Linked DNA regions of Homo sapiens: regions 1, 2 and 3 are each linked to region 4. Evidence: chromatin contacts called from ENCODE Hi-C or POLR2A ChIA-PET data. All regions are on one chromosome and are shown on one strand. The core of a region is the stretch at or near the end of the contact, and the rest is flanking DNA. Distances in the headings are between cores, read along the strand shown.

Region 1 (3,235 bases), core at 657-3,156, 270 kb after region 4:
CAAAAGTTAAAAGTGCTGGCTTTTGAAGAGGTTGTTTGAAATGCTTTGGAAAAATGCACAACAGTTTAAGTAGTAAATAATATTAAGCCATTACAAATCAGGACAAATATTAACAGACCTTCCATACAACTTCTATGTATCTCTTCAATATGCCCTTTGCCTACAGCACTCTGGGCACAAAAATCTGGGGAAAACTAAGATCTGTTTATTGGAGCTTTTTACCTTCTACCCAGAAAAGTTAGTTCGTGTTTAATTCTGACATTACACAGTACTTAAGACATTCAAAGCAACTGCAGTGATACAACTCTATGCTAAGTTTTTTTTAAATCAGTAAACTTAACCCACAACTCACAATATTTTAATCAGGAGCTCTGGAAGTAAGGGTATTTTTCTGTTTTTTTCCATACCCTCTGAGGTTGAAATTTTTTTGCTCTTTTACTCTGAATAATACCTAAACCCTCTCTAGGGAGAGAAATATTTTATTCCTAAATGACATTATTAACGCATTTTTCTACAGATATTAAAGTACTGGAGATATGCTGTTTCCTGCTTATCAGGAAATTAAAATCCCTTTCATTTATGTAGTTTGATTTTTTATAGCGCTTTCACATATATTCACTTGAACGTATACACGACACAAACATATAACAAATTTAGACTTATCAGGCATACAAGATGACCCTCAGCCTGAACTTATTCAAACTTAACTTACTCGATTTCACATCGTCTTGATGCTAACAAAATTAAGCATGAGCATAATGAAATCGGTATCACTGCCAGTTCTCAATGAACAAAAAGAAAACCAAATTCGCCCATTTCGCAAAGGAAAAGTACTCCCAATCAGACAATCGCAAAAAAAAGAACAAAATCTAAACCATACATTCACGTACATCTTTTCAACTCAGAGCTCCAAACGCAGCCGCCAACCACACAACTGCCCACAATCACAGCGGTAGCGCCTACTCTTAATTTTGAAGCTAGAGACTTAAGGAAACACACACACACACAAAACAGTTCTCAAGTTTGACAAAGTGGGGGAAAAGTCATTTTAAGTAAAGACAACGAGTTAATCAGGAGGCGATGAGCCCAGTCCTTCCGCCCCGCTTTCCCGCTTCCAGCCCTCGAACGAACCCTCCTCTAACCCCCGGGAGGCAGGAGTTCCAGCGGGGAGATGCGGGAAGCCTCAGACGAGCCCGCACGCCGCCGGAGACGCAGGGATCGAGGTCGGGGAGACAAAGAGCAGCCCGCGAAGAGCCCGGGCGGCGAGGGGCGGCCCGGCTCCGCCCTGCGCCCCTAACCGCCCGGGTAGTTGTCGGCACCGCCGGGGCGCCGCCGAGTGCGCGCCGCTTCTGTCCGGGCTCCCCGACCGTCGCCCGACACCTCCGCGGCCCAGGACACCCCCGAGCCGTTTCCCTCCCGATTTGGGAGCCGCGCGCCTGGGGACAAAGAGGGAGGGTGCGCCGGGGACAGTGGCAGGACGCGGGCCGGCGACGCCCCTCCGGACTCGGCGGGAACCCCTCGGCGGCGCCCCCCTCCTTCTCCCGCTCTGGCCGCGCTCCTCCCCGGACCTCCGGAGGTTCTCCTCGGCCCCTCCCCGGGCTCCCCAAGAGTTCTCCCGCCTCCCCCTGGGACCCCGCCCCTGGCCCGCTTCTCCTCAGCCGGCCCTGCGGCCGCCCCTCACCCGGCGGCGGGTTCCCCCGGAGCCGCCTCCTCCGCCGGGCCTCGGCCCGTCCCGCCGGTCGCGGCCTCATGTGCCCCGCGTCGCCATCGCCTTCACCCTCGCCTCTCCTCCACCTCCTCCGCCGCTGCCGCCTTCGCCTCAGTCTCCAGCCGAGGCAGAAGCCGCTCCCGCCGCTGCCGCCGCCGCCGCCGCCTCCCGCTCCCGCCGCCGCGACCCGCGGGAAGGCGCCTGCGCACTGCGCGCTGCGGTGGGGGCGGGGGCGTCCCGCCGCGGCCCGGGAGCGGGGGGCGCGCGGCACGTGGCGCTCGAGTGGGAGGGGGGCGCCCCAGAACGCGCGGGAAGCGACGCGAGCGCCAACTTTCCGCGGTCGAGTCCTCGCCGCTCTCTCGGATAGTCCGGGACGCGGCGGAGGCGCGGCGCGCGTGGGAGTCACCCGCGTGGAGTCTGGACCCCGGGTGGGCGCAGACTTCGCTCCGGACAGTTCATTCTTCCAAGCTGATTTTCGGGCGAGAGTCCCCCGCCAGCCGCGCCTCAGTTTGAGCGGGCCGCTAACGGCGCCGTGGGTTCTCGCCTTACCTGGGTATCCTGGGTTGGTTTAGCGGGCCCAGAGTTGTCTTCTGCGCGCTCCGCCGAGGCCTTGGTCCATTGTAGCACGGGATGCTAATGTCTCCTCCCAGGTTCTGCTCTACAATTCCTCGAGGATCTGGCGGGCCCTGCGTGGATCTAGCTAGAGTCGGGGCTCTTAGCAGTGCTCTAGATACTTTTCAGGTCCTGAACTTCTCGGATTAGCAAGACCCTAATAGGCTATTTCCTCTTAACTCTTTGCATCCCAGCAGGATCCCATTCAGAGGACTTGGGAAAAATTTTCATGCATAGGAATCCCCAGTTTTAAAATGCCCAGTAGGAAACCGAAAATTCTCCAAATGCTTTAAGTAGAGTAAGACTTTGGGTAATAAAGGAAGGCTCAGTAAAGAGATGGGCGACCTCTGGAATGATCTCATCTGAGCATCAGAATGCCGATGGACAGGCTTTTATTATTTTGCCCTTTTGACCAGAGGGGAAATTAAGCGCTAACAAGTGAGGTTACTTGCTGCAAGTCAAACTCCCCCACCCAAAGCCAAGCCCTAAGGGGTAGCCCCAGAGTGGAAATCTTGAAGGCTAGGCATCTAATGCACTGACCAGTTTTGTGTGGCCAGTATGTTTTCCAAAAATATGAATTAGTTACCAAAATATTAAAATCCAGATTTCTGGCCTCCCTAAAAAGTCAAAAGCTGCTTACTTTGAGCTTCTCTTTTCACATGGCAGCTCCTCTTGAGTCACCTTGTCCGGGTAGGCAATGTCCCCACTCAGCTGCTTAAATCATTTCATGACCTGCTTGGCCTCGGAGCATTTAAGTACTTCTCCCTGTGATTGCTGTAGTCTGTCCCCACGCCTTATCACATTGCCTCTCTACAGATGTATTTAAAATGACAAGTGTGGGATGGGCGCGGTGGCTCACGCCTGTAATTCCAGCACTTTGGGAGGCCTAGGCAGGCGGATTGCTTGAGCCCTGGG
Region 2 (3,154 bases), core at 209-2,708, 420 kb before region 4:
AGGGAGCCTTCATCTCTACAACAAATAAACATAAAAAAATTAGCTGGGCTTAGGCCAGGCACAGTGGCTCACGTTTATAATCCCAGCACTTCGGGAGGCCAATGCGGGTGGATCACGAGGTCAGGTGTTCAAGACCAGCCTGGGCAACATAGTGAAACCCTGTCTCTACTAAAAATACAAAAAGTTAGCTGGGCGTGGCTGGGCGCAGTGGTTCACGTCTGTAATCCCAGCACTTTGGGAGGCAGAGGCGGGCAGATTACCTGAGGTCAGGAGTTCGAGACCATCCTGGCCAACATGGTGAAACCCTGTCTCTACTAAAAATACAAAAAATTAGCTGGGCGTGGCTGGGCGCAGTGGCTCACGTCTGTAATCCCAGCACTTTGGGAGGCAGAGGCGGGCAGATTACCTGAGGTCAGGAGTTCGAGACCAGCCTGGCCAACATGGTGAAACCCTGTCTCTACTAAAAATACAAAAATTAGCCAGGCATGATGGCACATGCCTGTTATCCCAGCTACTCGGGAGGCTGAGGCAGGAGAATTGCTTGAGCCTAGGAGGAAGAGGTTGCAGTGAGCCGAGATCATGCCACTGCACTGCAGCCTGTCCTGCAGAGCGAGACTGTCTCAAAAAAAAAAAAAAAAAAAAAAAATTAGCCGGGCGTGGTGGCGGGCACTTGTAATCCCAGCTACTTGGTAGGCTGAAGCAGGAGAATCGCTTGAACCTGAGAGGCAGAGGTTGCAGTGAGCCAAGATCGTGCCACTGCACTCCAGCCTGGGCAACAATGTGAGACTCCGTGTCAAAAAAAAAAAAAGTTAACTGGGTTTGGTGGTGTGTGCCTGTGATCCCAGCTACTCAGGAGGCTGAGGTGGGAGGACTGCTTGGGCCCAAGAGGTGGAGGATGCAGTGAGCCATGACTGTGCCGCTGCACTCCGGGCTGGGTAAGGGAGTAAAGTAAGTCTCAAAACAAAAACAAACTCATTTTCTGAGTGTCTTCAATGTGCCACATGCTGGTTCACAAAGGTGAAAAGCCACAGTCTTGCTCTGAAGCAGTATTAAGTCAAGCAGGGAGGCCGGGCGCCATGGCTTACGCCTGTAATCCCAGCTACTTCGAAGGCTGAGGCAGGAGAATCGCTTGAACCCGGGAGGCGGAGGTTGCAGTGAGCCGAGATCGCGCCACTGCACTCCAGCCTGGGCGACAGAGCGAGATTCGGTTTAAAAAAGAAAAAAAAAAAAGAACGGAAAAGAAAGGGGCGGGGGCAGGATTAGGCATCGTGGGGCCAAGATGCTTGATCTCACCTGAACCAGTGCTGAACCAGCCGACTGGGAAGAGGAGCCGCTTGGGGGCGACCGAGAGCCCATCCGTTTCCCCTTTAAGACCAGAGCGGAAGACTACAGTGAGAAGGCCCTTTGTGTCGGCGGGAAAGAAATATGCCTGCCCCTTTAAGAAGGCGGAGACGCCCCAGTGGCGGCGTCTTCGAATGCGGCCTAAGGCGCCTGCCGCCAGTCTCCTGGCGACTTTCCCTATATCGCAGAGACTCATCCCTCTGACCCCAGCCCGGAAGCACTGTCCCTCGGAGTCCGAGACTTCCACCTGGGTCGTGTCCAAGGCCCCGGCGACTCCCCGGACTCGGGGTGCCGGGCCAACCTCCCCGCCGAGGCCCACCCGCCGTCGCTATGGTAATGCCGCGCCCAGCTTGGGGGCTGGCGGGCCGCAGGGCCCCCTGGCCTCCGGAACTGCTCATGGGGTTCCAGCCCCTCGCCCGCGCAAGTTGCAGGACCGGGGTCTGGGTGGGGGTTCGGCGGAGTCGGGAGACCTGGGCTGTCGTCAGGGCTTGTCATGGACGCGCCGGAGACCCTGAGAAAGCATTCTCCTCCCCCGGGCCTCAGTTTCCCTCCTGTTGCCTTCCTACCCTCCTGGGAAACCCCCCTTTCCAGTGCGCTCAGACGTCACTACCGCTTGGGTCCATCCCTTTCCCCTCCCCGCCCCACACTTTCTACTTTTTTTTTTTTTTTTTTTGGACGAAGTCTCGTTCTGTCGCCCAGGCTGGAGTGCAGTGGCGTGATCTCTGCTCACTGCAACCGTCGTCTCCCGCCCACCCCTTTCACTCTGACCCTTAGAGTCTTGGGAACTGTATCGCCAGCTGTAGCTCCTGCGGCTCTGGCATCTGGGGTTAGGCACCACCTCTGATCTGGGTTTGACACTCATCAGGAACTGGCTACAGCAGCCCTGCTGGCTAGAAAGAAGGAACCGTGGACTGGGGCATCCTACTCTCCTGGGACCCTAGTTTTTGGGCCTTGGATTAGGTAGGGAAACTACTGGCTTCATTTGCAGAAACAATGCCACTGTGCAGACATGTTTGGATTTATGGTAGTTTCTCTTATGTTTGACATAAGATTGGTCAGGCGAAACCTTTGGGATATTGCAAAATCCTTAGGCCCAAGCCAGGGGCCGTGGCTGACACCTGTTTTTGTTTGTTTGTTTTTTTGAGACAGAGTCTCACTCTGTGGCCCAGGCTGAAGTGCAGTGGTGCGATCTCCGCTCACTGCAACCTCCACTTCCCAGGTTCAAGCAATTCTCCTGCCTTAGACTCCCAACAAGCTGGGATTACAGGCGGGCACCACCACCCCAGCTAACTTATTTCTATTTTTAGTAGAGACGAGGTTTCACTTTGTTGGCCAGGCTGTTCTTGAACTCCTGGCCTCAGGTGGTCCACCCGCCTTGGCGTCACAAAGTGCTGGGATTACAGGAGTGAGCCACCATGCCCAGCCTGTGGCTGACACCTATAATCCCAGCACTTTGGAGGCCACAGTGGGAGGATCACTTGAGCCCAGGAGTTCAAGACTGGCCTGGGCAATGTAGTGAGGCCCCGTATCTATAAAAATTTAAAAATTAGCCTGGGCGCAGTGGCTCACGCCTGTAATCCCAGCACTTTGGGAGGCTGAGGTGGGCAGATCACAAGGTCAGGAGTTCAAGACCAGCCTGGCTAACATGGTGAAACCCTGTCTCAACTAAAAATACAAAAAAAAATAGCCAGGCATTGTGGCTTGGCCTGTAATCCCAGCTACTTGGGAGGCTAAGGCAGGAGAATTGCTTGAACCTGGAAGGTGGAGGTTGCAGTGAGCCAAAATCGTGCCGCTGGACTTCAGCCTGGGCAAC
Region 3 (3,376 bases), core at 742-3,241, 430 kb before region 4:
TTCCCAGGCCCCATTTCTAAACACACAATTAAGATGCCACCCCTACGGAAGGCAAAGCAAACCTTTGTCTCTGCAGCTACTTGGGGTGGGTGGGGCATGTGAAACTGCTGCCCCCCTCCAAATTACATGATCCAGCCAAAGTAGGAGGATATATTGGAAAAGAAGGGGAGGCTGGCACAGAACTAACATTTCCTCCATCCTTGCCCCCAAGTAACCCACACTTGAGATCTGTCTCTCTGGTCTCTGGCATGCCCACATTCCCAGGACAGAGTGGAGATACTGGGGGCCCATTTCTCTAACTCAGAGAGACCCCTACTGCTTTGTCAAGAAAGCCCAGATCCAAGTTCAAGTGAAGAGAGGGCAAAGAGAGGAGTCAAGAAAAGAGGAAGGAGACAAACCAAGATCTCCCCAAGCTTTGTGTTTAGGGAGGGAGAGGAAGGAGGGAAGACTGGAATGAAGAAGCAGGCAGCCCCCAACATGGCTCATCCACCATCCAGCCCAGCCAGCCTAGCCCAGCCCAGCCCAGCCCAGCATCTCAACAGCCAGCATAGGCTCAGGGTGCCTAGGACTGGGGAGACTGAAGACCATGCCTGCCTGCCTACATCCTCTGAAACTAAGAGGAAGCCAAAGGCAGGACCCAGACCCAGACTGCAATCCTGCAAGGCAATCTGGCTAGGGGTCCCTCTGACCAAGACTCCTGGATCTCACCCTCCCCCCCACCTCCTTTTGTTCCCATAATCTGGCTCCATCCTCCCCTCCCAGTTGGACACTGAAACCAATCACCACCACCTCCCCAAGCTCCAAATCTAATCCCAGATCCCAAAAGCATGGTGGTCACTGACTGAGTGATGGGTCCCTTTTGCACCCTCCTAAAAGCAACTGCAGCTGTTACCTTTCCTCTTTAGGGACACACCTCATTTCAGAAGGGGTATCAGCCAGGGGTATCAAGTGGTCATCTCCTCTCCCAAAGGAAGCACCCAACCTCCCCACTTCAACAGCCCCCACCAAGCTCCCAGATTAATTACTTACACCCAGCCAGTTCTCATCTTCCCCAGGGCCCCAGGGAAGGGTGGGGTGGAGAAGCTGACTCCCCCCAAGTTAATAAGGCACTGGTAGTGCCCCCGCTTCCATGAGATACAGATCCAGGATGAAAAATGGGGGGCATCCACCCAAGACAAGAAGGGGTTGGGGGGGAGCTCCATTTCATCTCCTAGCTCTCGCATCCTGGCTCCAAGGTGTCAGACAGGAGAAGAGGGTGGCAACAAACGCAGTAACGCCTCACAGGAGACGGGGTGAGAATAATGGGAGAGAGAAGTAAGGTGGACTCCGCAGTCCCCCTCCTCATGCACGGAAGTCAAGGACATAAAATCAAGGATGCGTTCGTAGCTATGGGGAGAAGCGCTCTGGGTGGACAGCACCCCTCACCTCAGAGTACCAAGAAAGGGGTGTCCAGCGAAGAGGGGTCTGCACAGAATCCGGGTGCAGGGCTCAAATGGCTCTGCAACGCAACATGCGCCGCCAGGGAAGGGGCAAATCAGACAACCCCGGCCGGTCTCCGAGCCATTTGGGGGCGCAGGGCGCGAGAAGGCGGGCCCCTCCCTTACCTGTAGGGAAGGCGCCCCTGTCTGGGAGGGGCAGGGAGGGGCGCGCGCAGCAACCCCGATGTCCCGCTCACGGGCTGCCGATGCTCCCGGGGGGCGCCGGCTGGCTCCCAGGGCCGGGAGGAAGGAAGGGGGGCGCGGAGCGCGGCGCGCGCGCTGGGAGCCCGCGGACAGAGACAGCAGGAGGAGGGGGCGCCGCCTCGCGTCCCGGGGTCCGGGGAAGATGGGATCTGGGCCGGGGCGGCGCGCTCACCCGCTGCGGCTCGAGCTCCGGCTTCGCGGGCGGCGGCGGCAGCAGCGGCGGCGGCAGCGGCGGCAGCACCTCCTCGACGGCTCCTCCATCTTTGCGGCGGCTCCTCCGGCTCCGCTCGCCGCCGCCACCAACAACAACATTCGGAGACGTCACTCCCGTCACGTGACCCGACCCGGAGCTAAAAATAGACCCAGACCCCCCCCCCAGCCCCCCCCGCCTTCCCCTTGCCCGCAGCCACCACCAACCCCTCCCCTGCCTCTCGGCCCTCCCCGCCGGGCGGGGCCAGCGACGCCATCGTGACAGCTCCTTAAAGGGCCAGTGCCCAGCACAGGGTTCGGCCGAGACGGGGTGGAAGGGAAGGGATCGGAACCCAGCGAGCAGGAGTGGAAGGATCGCTGCAGGGGCCGAGTATGGATGCTGGGGCTCAACCTTTGGATTGTAAAAGTTTCCTCCTTGCGCTCCCCGGACTTTCTTTTCAAAACGTGGATGGTGCAATCGTCGCTTGCCTAAGCTGCTCCCCTAACACGCCCTCCCGCGGTCGGGGAGGGGACCTGGGGATAGATTCCCAGGGGCTGGGAGGGCCACCGCAGCCTCTGCAGCGGGGCCTGGCTGCGGGTGGATGGTTCGGACAAGTCTCGAACTCGCCAGCTCTGACCGCACACACTGCATCCGTGCCAGGGAAAGAAAAGCCTGGGAAAGGCCAGGGTATGGCTGTAACACTCCAAGGCCTTCAAAAGGGCAGACCAGCAGACCAGGAGCCGGAAAGACTTCCCTGACTTTGGTGCCATCCACGCTACATCTCCTCTTGGTACACAGTATGAACATGTTTAATTAGACCTAGACAATTTGTCAATGACCCAGCAATTCCACTAACAAAAATGTATTCCAAATAAATAAACGTTGTTATGTTAAAAAATGAACATGAGATTGTTTGTAATGATGTGAAAAGTTGAAAACAACCTAAATATCCATCGATAGGGAATTGGCAAGCAAAGCAGGAGACATTCATTCAGTAAAATATTATCCAGACATTAAAAGTTTTATAGGGGACCGGGCATGGTGGCTCACGCCTGTAATCCCCGCACTTTGGGAGGCGGAGGCAGGCGGATAACCTGAGGTCAAGAGTTTGAGACCAGCCTGGCCATTATGGTAAAACCCCGTCTCTACTAAAAATACAAAAAAATTAGCCGGGCGTGGTGGCAGGCGCCTGTAATCCCACCTACTCAGGAGGCTGAGGCAGTAGAATCCCTTGAACCTGAGAGGCGGAGGTTGCAGTGAGCCAAGATCGTGCCATTGCACTCCAGCCTGGGCAACAAGAGTGAAACTCTGCCTCAAAAAAAAAAGTTTTAAAGGGGCCAGGTGCATTGGCTCTTGCCTGTCATCAATCCTAGCACTTTGGAGGCCGAGGCGGGAGGATTGCTTGAGCCCAGTTCAAGACCAGCCTGGGTAACATGGCGAGACACTGTCTGTATTTTAAAAAAGAGGCCGGGCGTGGGCCGGGCATGGTGGCTCACGCCCGTAA
Region 4 (3,307 bases), core at 431-2,930:
CCATCTACTTAGAATATTTTTTCCTTCTCCCTACTCCTTTCCTCTTTTTGTTATTTTTCTTCTTCTGCTGTTGTTGTTTAAAACAATTCTTTTCTATATTGGAGCAAGAAACATTTCACCAGACTGTGAGGATTTGGCCCATACTGTGAAGCAAAGGGGCTTTCTAAACTCAATTTTCTTTCTTCTTTTTAAGTCCCCCCTTTCCCCTGTCCCTCGGGAGAGACAACAGAAAATAATTGATCCATCATCCAGTATCAGGCCCAGGAGATTTACATGCAAATTCCTCCTCGACCCCTTTCCAAATTTAAAATCCTAGAAGGGAAAAGAAAAATTCTAAAAGTAGCAGGAACCCTGCTGGCCACACCCCACCCCTTACCAGGTGAGAGATGTGGAGGGGATAATTCACCACAACCCCCCAGTTTCCTCCCGCGTCACACACGCCACCCCTCTCTGGTGTGGAACCACTTAAGATTTGGGTAAAACTCCCCTCTCGCCCTGGAGACGGGATCTGGAAGCTTTTAGGGGGCGGAGGTAGAGGTGGGGAGGCAGAAGGAAAATTCCCTCAAACGTTCGTCAGGCCTAAGAGAGTCGTCCCTTCACTCAAAATTGCCCGTCACCCCCCGCCCCCCACCATTAACTTTCGATTAAGACCTCCTCCTTAGGGCAACTAAACTTTACTTTGCACAATTAAGATTTGCCGCAGAAGAAGCGGGAGGGAGAAGCCGCAGCTCCGGGCCATTCTCCTTTCCCTCGCTCCCTCCAAGCCCCCCGCCCCAACCCTCCAGCTCCGGGCCTCCGAGTTCCTGAGTTTTCTCACTTTGAGGTGCCACCGAACACAAAGAACCATAATGGGCTCCTTTGTGTTGGCTACGGGGCAATTACGCCTCGGAGTCCTGGTCCCTTTAAGAGTCTCTTAAAGAGACAGGATCCCATTTTTCAGAGGGTTTTTTAAGGGTGTGTGGAGGGGGAGGGCGAGGGATCTACGTGTAAAGTGAAGTGAAACTTTCGCCTGGGCTCCAGAAAGAGCGGACAGAAAAGGTCTTTGTAAATTGTTAGTTTTTTTAAAGTCTGTTTTAATTTTTAAATTTGAGATTTTTCACTCGATTTGAAAAATTGGACTAGGAATAGGTGGGGTTCGAGGATCGGGGGCGGGGGCAAGGGTTTAAAGAGTCCCCACCCGGCAGAGCACCTCGGCCCGGGAAGAGGAGTGAGCCAGGGTCGAGTAGTGTCCCCCGATCTCGCCGCGGCAACTCCGGAGAAATCCCGGGCTGGGCAAACAGCCCTTAATATAATAATAGCTTGTCTCTTTAAAAAGCAAAAGGGGGGGAAAGTTTTGTTGGCATCTGGTTTCTGATCTCATTATGTTGTGGTCGACCAATCCAGCCCTCGGGCCTGGTCCTCGGGTTTAAATCTGATTGGCCGAGAGCACATTTTGGGTTGGTGCTTAGAGCTCGACGGGGCGGTTTCAAGGATCCCTTTTTTGGGGGGCTGAGGAGAGGGCGGGGCCGCCAGCGGGGGCCCCCTTGAAACCGACTAATTGGGATCGGAGAGGCCGAGGTGAGGGCTGGAGGAGGCACAAAGAAGTCGCTGGGTGCAGAAGGGAGGGGAGAGGGGGAGCTGAGAGGCGAGAGGAGGAGGAAGAGGAGAGAGGGCAGCAGCGCGCGGTGTCTCCGGCTGCTCAGTCCGACCGCGGCAAGCAAGCGGGCAGGCGCACCGCCCCCTCCCCCGCCCGGCCTCCCCAACTCTGCGGCCGCGAGTAAAGTTTGCAAAGAGGCGCGGGAGGCGGCAGCCGCAGCGAGGAGGCGGCGGGGAAGAAGCGCAGTCTCCGGGTTGGGGGCGGGGGCGGGGGGGGCGCCAAGGAGCCGGGTGGGGGGCGGCGGCCAGCATGCGGCCCCGCAGCGCCCTGCCCCGCCTGCTGCTGCCGCTGCTGCTGCTGCCCGCCGCCGGGCCGGCCCAGTTCCACGGGGAGAAGGGCATCTCCATCCCGGACCACGGCTTCTGCCAGCCCATCTCCATCCCGCTGTGCACGGACATCGCCTACAACCAGACCATCATGCCCAACCTTCTGGGCCACACGAACCAGGAGGACGCAGGCCTAGAGGTGCACCAGTTCTATCCGCTGGTGAAGGTGCAGTGCTCGCCCGAACTGCGCTTCTTCCTGTGCTCCATGTACGCACCCGTGTGCACCGTGCTGGAACAGGCCATCCCGCCGTGCCGCTCTATCTGTGAGCGCGCGCGCCAGGGCTGCGAAGCCCTCATGAACAAGTTCGGTTTTCAGTGGCCCGAGCGCCTGCGCTGCGAGCACTTCCCGCGCCACGGCGCCGAGCAGATCTGCGTCGGCCAGAACCACTCCGAGGACGGAGCTCCCGCGCTACTCACCACCGCGCCGCCGCCGGGACTGCAGCCGGGTGCCGGGGGCACCCCGGGTGGCCCGGGCGGCGGCGGCGCTCCCCCGCGCTACGCCACGCTGGAGCACCCCTTCCACTGCCCGCGCGTCCTCAAGGTGCCATCCTATCTCAGCTACAAGTTTCTGGGCGAGCGTGATTGTGCTGCGCCCTGCGAACCTGCGCGGCCCGATGGTTCCATGTTCTTCTCACAGGAGGAGACGCGTTTCGCGCGCCTCTGGATCCTCACCTGGTCGGTGCTGTGCTGCGCTTCCACCTTCTTCACTGTCACCACGTACTTGGTAGACATGCAGCGCTTCCGCTACCCAGAGCGGCCTATCATTTTTCTGTCGGGCTGCTACACCATGGTGTCGGTGGCCTACATCGCGGGCTTCGTGCTCCAGGAGCGCGTGGTGTGCAACGAGCGCTTCTCCGAGGACGGTTACCGCACGGTGGTGCAGGGCACCAAGAAGGAGGGCTGCACCATCCTCTTCATGATGCTCTACTTCTTCAGCATGGCCAGCTCCATCTGGTGGGTCATCCTGTCGCTCACCTGGTTCCTGGCAGCCGGCATGAAGTGGGGCCACGAGGCCATCGAGGCCAACTCTCAGTACTTCCACCTGGCCGCCTGGGCCGTGCCGGCCGTCAAGACCATCACCATCCTGGCCATGGGCCAGATCGACGGCGACCTGCTGAGCGGCGTGTGCTTCGTAGGCCTCAACAGCCTGGACCCGCTGCGGGGCTTCGTGCTAGCGCCGCTCTTCGTGTACCTGTTCATCGGCACGTCCTTCCTCCTGGCCGGCTTCGTGTCGCTCTTCCGCATCCGCACCATCATGAAGCACGACGGCACCAAGACCGAAAAGCTGGAGCGGCTCATGGTGCGCATCGGCGTCTTCTCCGTGCTCTACACAGTGCCCGCCACC

What was found. A loop is a pair of places that touch in the nucleus more often than their neighbours do. ChIA-PET counts read pairs that join two places held with the same protein, here RNA polymerase II (POLR2A). Pooled maps may share reads with other maps.
Region 1: a loop to region 4 is called in a pooled map, with 6 times the contacts of the local background. The contact joins the promoter of GJC1 here to the promoter of FZD2 in region 4. A Hi-C loop is called at or near these places in 6 of 50 pooled maps. POLR2A ChIA-PET finds 5 or more read pairs at or near these places in 3 of 52 experiments (GM10248, activated B cell and activated CD8-positive, alpha-beta memory T cell).
Region 2: a loop to region 4 is called in a pooled map, with 16 times the contacts of the local background. The contact joins the promoter of HROB here to the promoter of FZD2 in region 4. A Hi-C loop is called at or near these places in 2 of 37 single-sample maps with no recorded cell type and 5 of 50 pooled maps. POLR2A ChIA-PET finds 5 or more read pairs at or near these places in 5 of 52 experiments (BJ, OCI-LY7, WTC11 and 2 more).
Region 3: a loop to region 4 is called in a map of natural killer cell, with 15 times the contacts of the local background. The contact joins the promoter of HDAC5 here to the promoter of FZD2 in region 4. A Hi-C loop is called at or near these places in 1 of 168 maps with a recorded cell type or tissue (natural killer cell) and 6 of 50 pooled maps. POLR2A ChIA-PET finds 5 or more read pairs at or near these places in 4 of 52 experiments (B cell, GM10248, WTC11 and 1 more).

What each region holds. Positions count from the first base shown.
Region 1 is chr17:44,828,381-44,831,615 of GRCh38, forward strand. GJC1 (gap junction protein gamma 1) reads right to left here and starts at 1,907. Exons shown (of 3, transcript NM_005497.4): 1 at 1,682-1,907. RefSeq lists a silencer at 1,220-1,509 and enhancers at 1,565-2,538, 2,539-3,235.
Region 2 is chr17:44,140,472-44,143,625 of GRCh38, forward strand. It overlaps HROB (homologous recombination factor with OB-fold), which reads left to right and starts at 1,459. Exons shown (of 10, transcript NM_001171251.3): 1 at 1,459-1,674. The coding sequence starts at 1,672. RefSeq lists an enhancer at 1,214-1,383 and silencers at 1,684-1,743, 1,990-2,284.
Region 3 is chr17:44,121,650-44,125,025 of GRCh38, forward strand. HDAC5 (histone deacetylase 5) reads right to left here and starts at 1,992. Exons shown (of 27, transcript NM_005474.5): 1 at 1,855-1,992. RefSeq lists silencers at 1,684-1,823, 1,874-1,973, 2,044-2,103 and an enhancer at 2,194-2,353.
Region 4 is chr17:44,555,804-44,559,110 of GRCh38, forward strand. FZD2 (frizzled class receptor 2) reads left to right here and starts at 1,681. Exons shown (of 1, transcript NM_001466.4): 1 at 1,681-3,307. The coding sequence starts at 1,886. RefSeq lists enhancers at 176-945, 946-1,713, 1,931-2,891 and silencers at 1,388-1,487, 1,886-2,132, 2,378-2,427.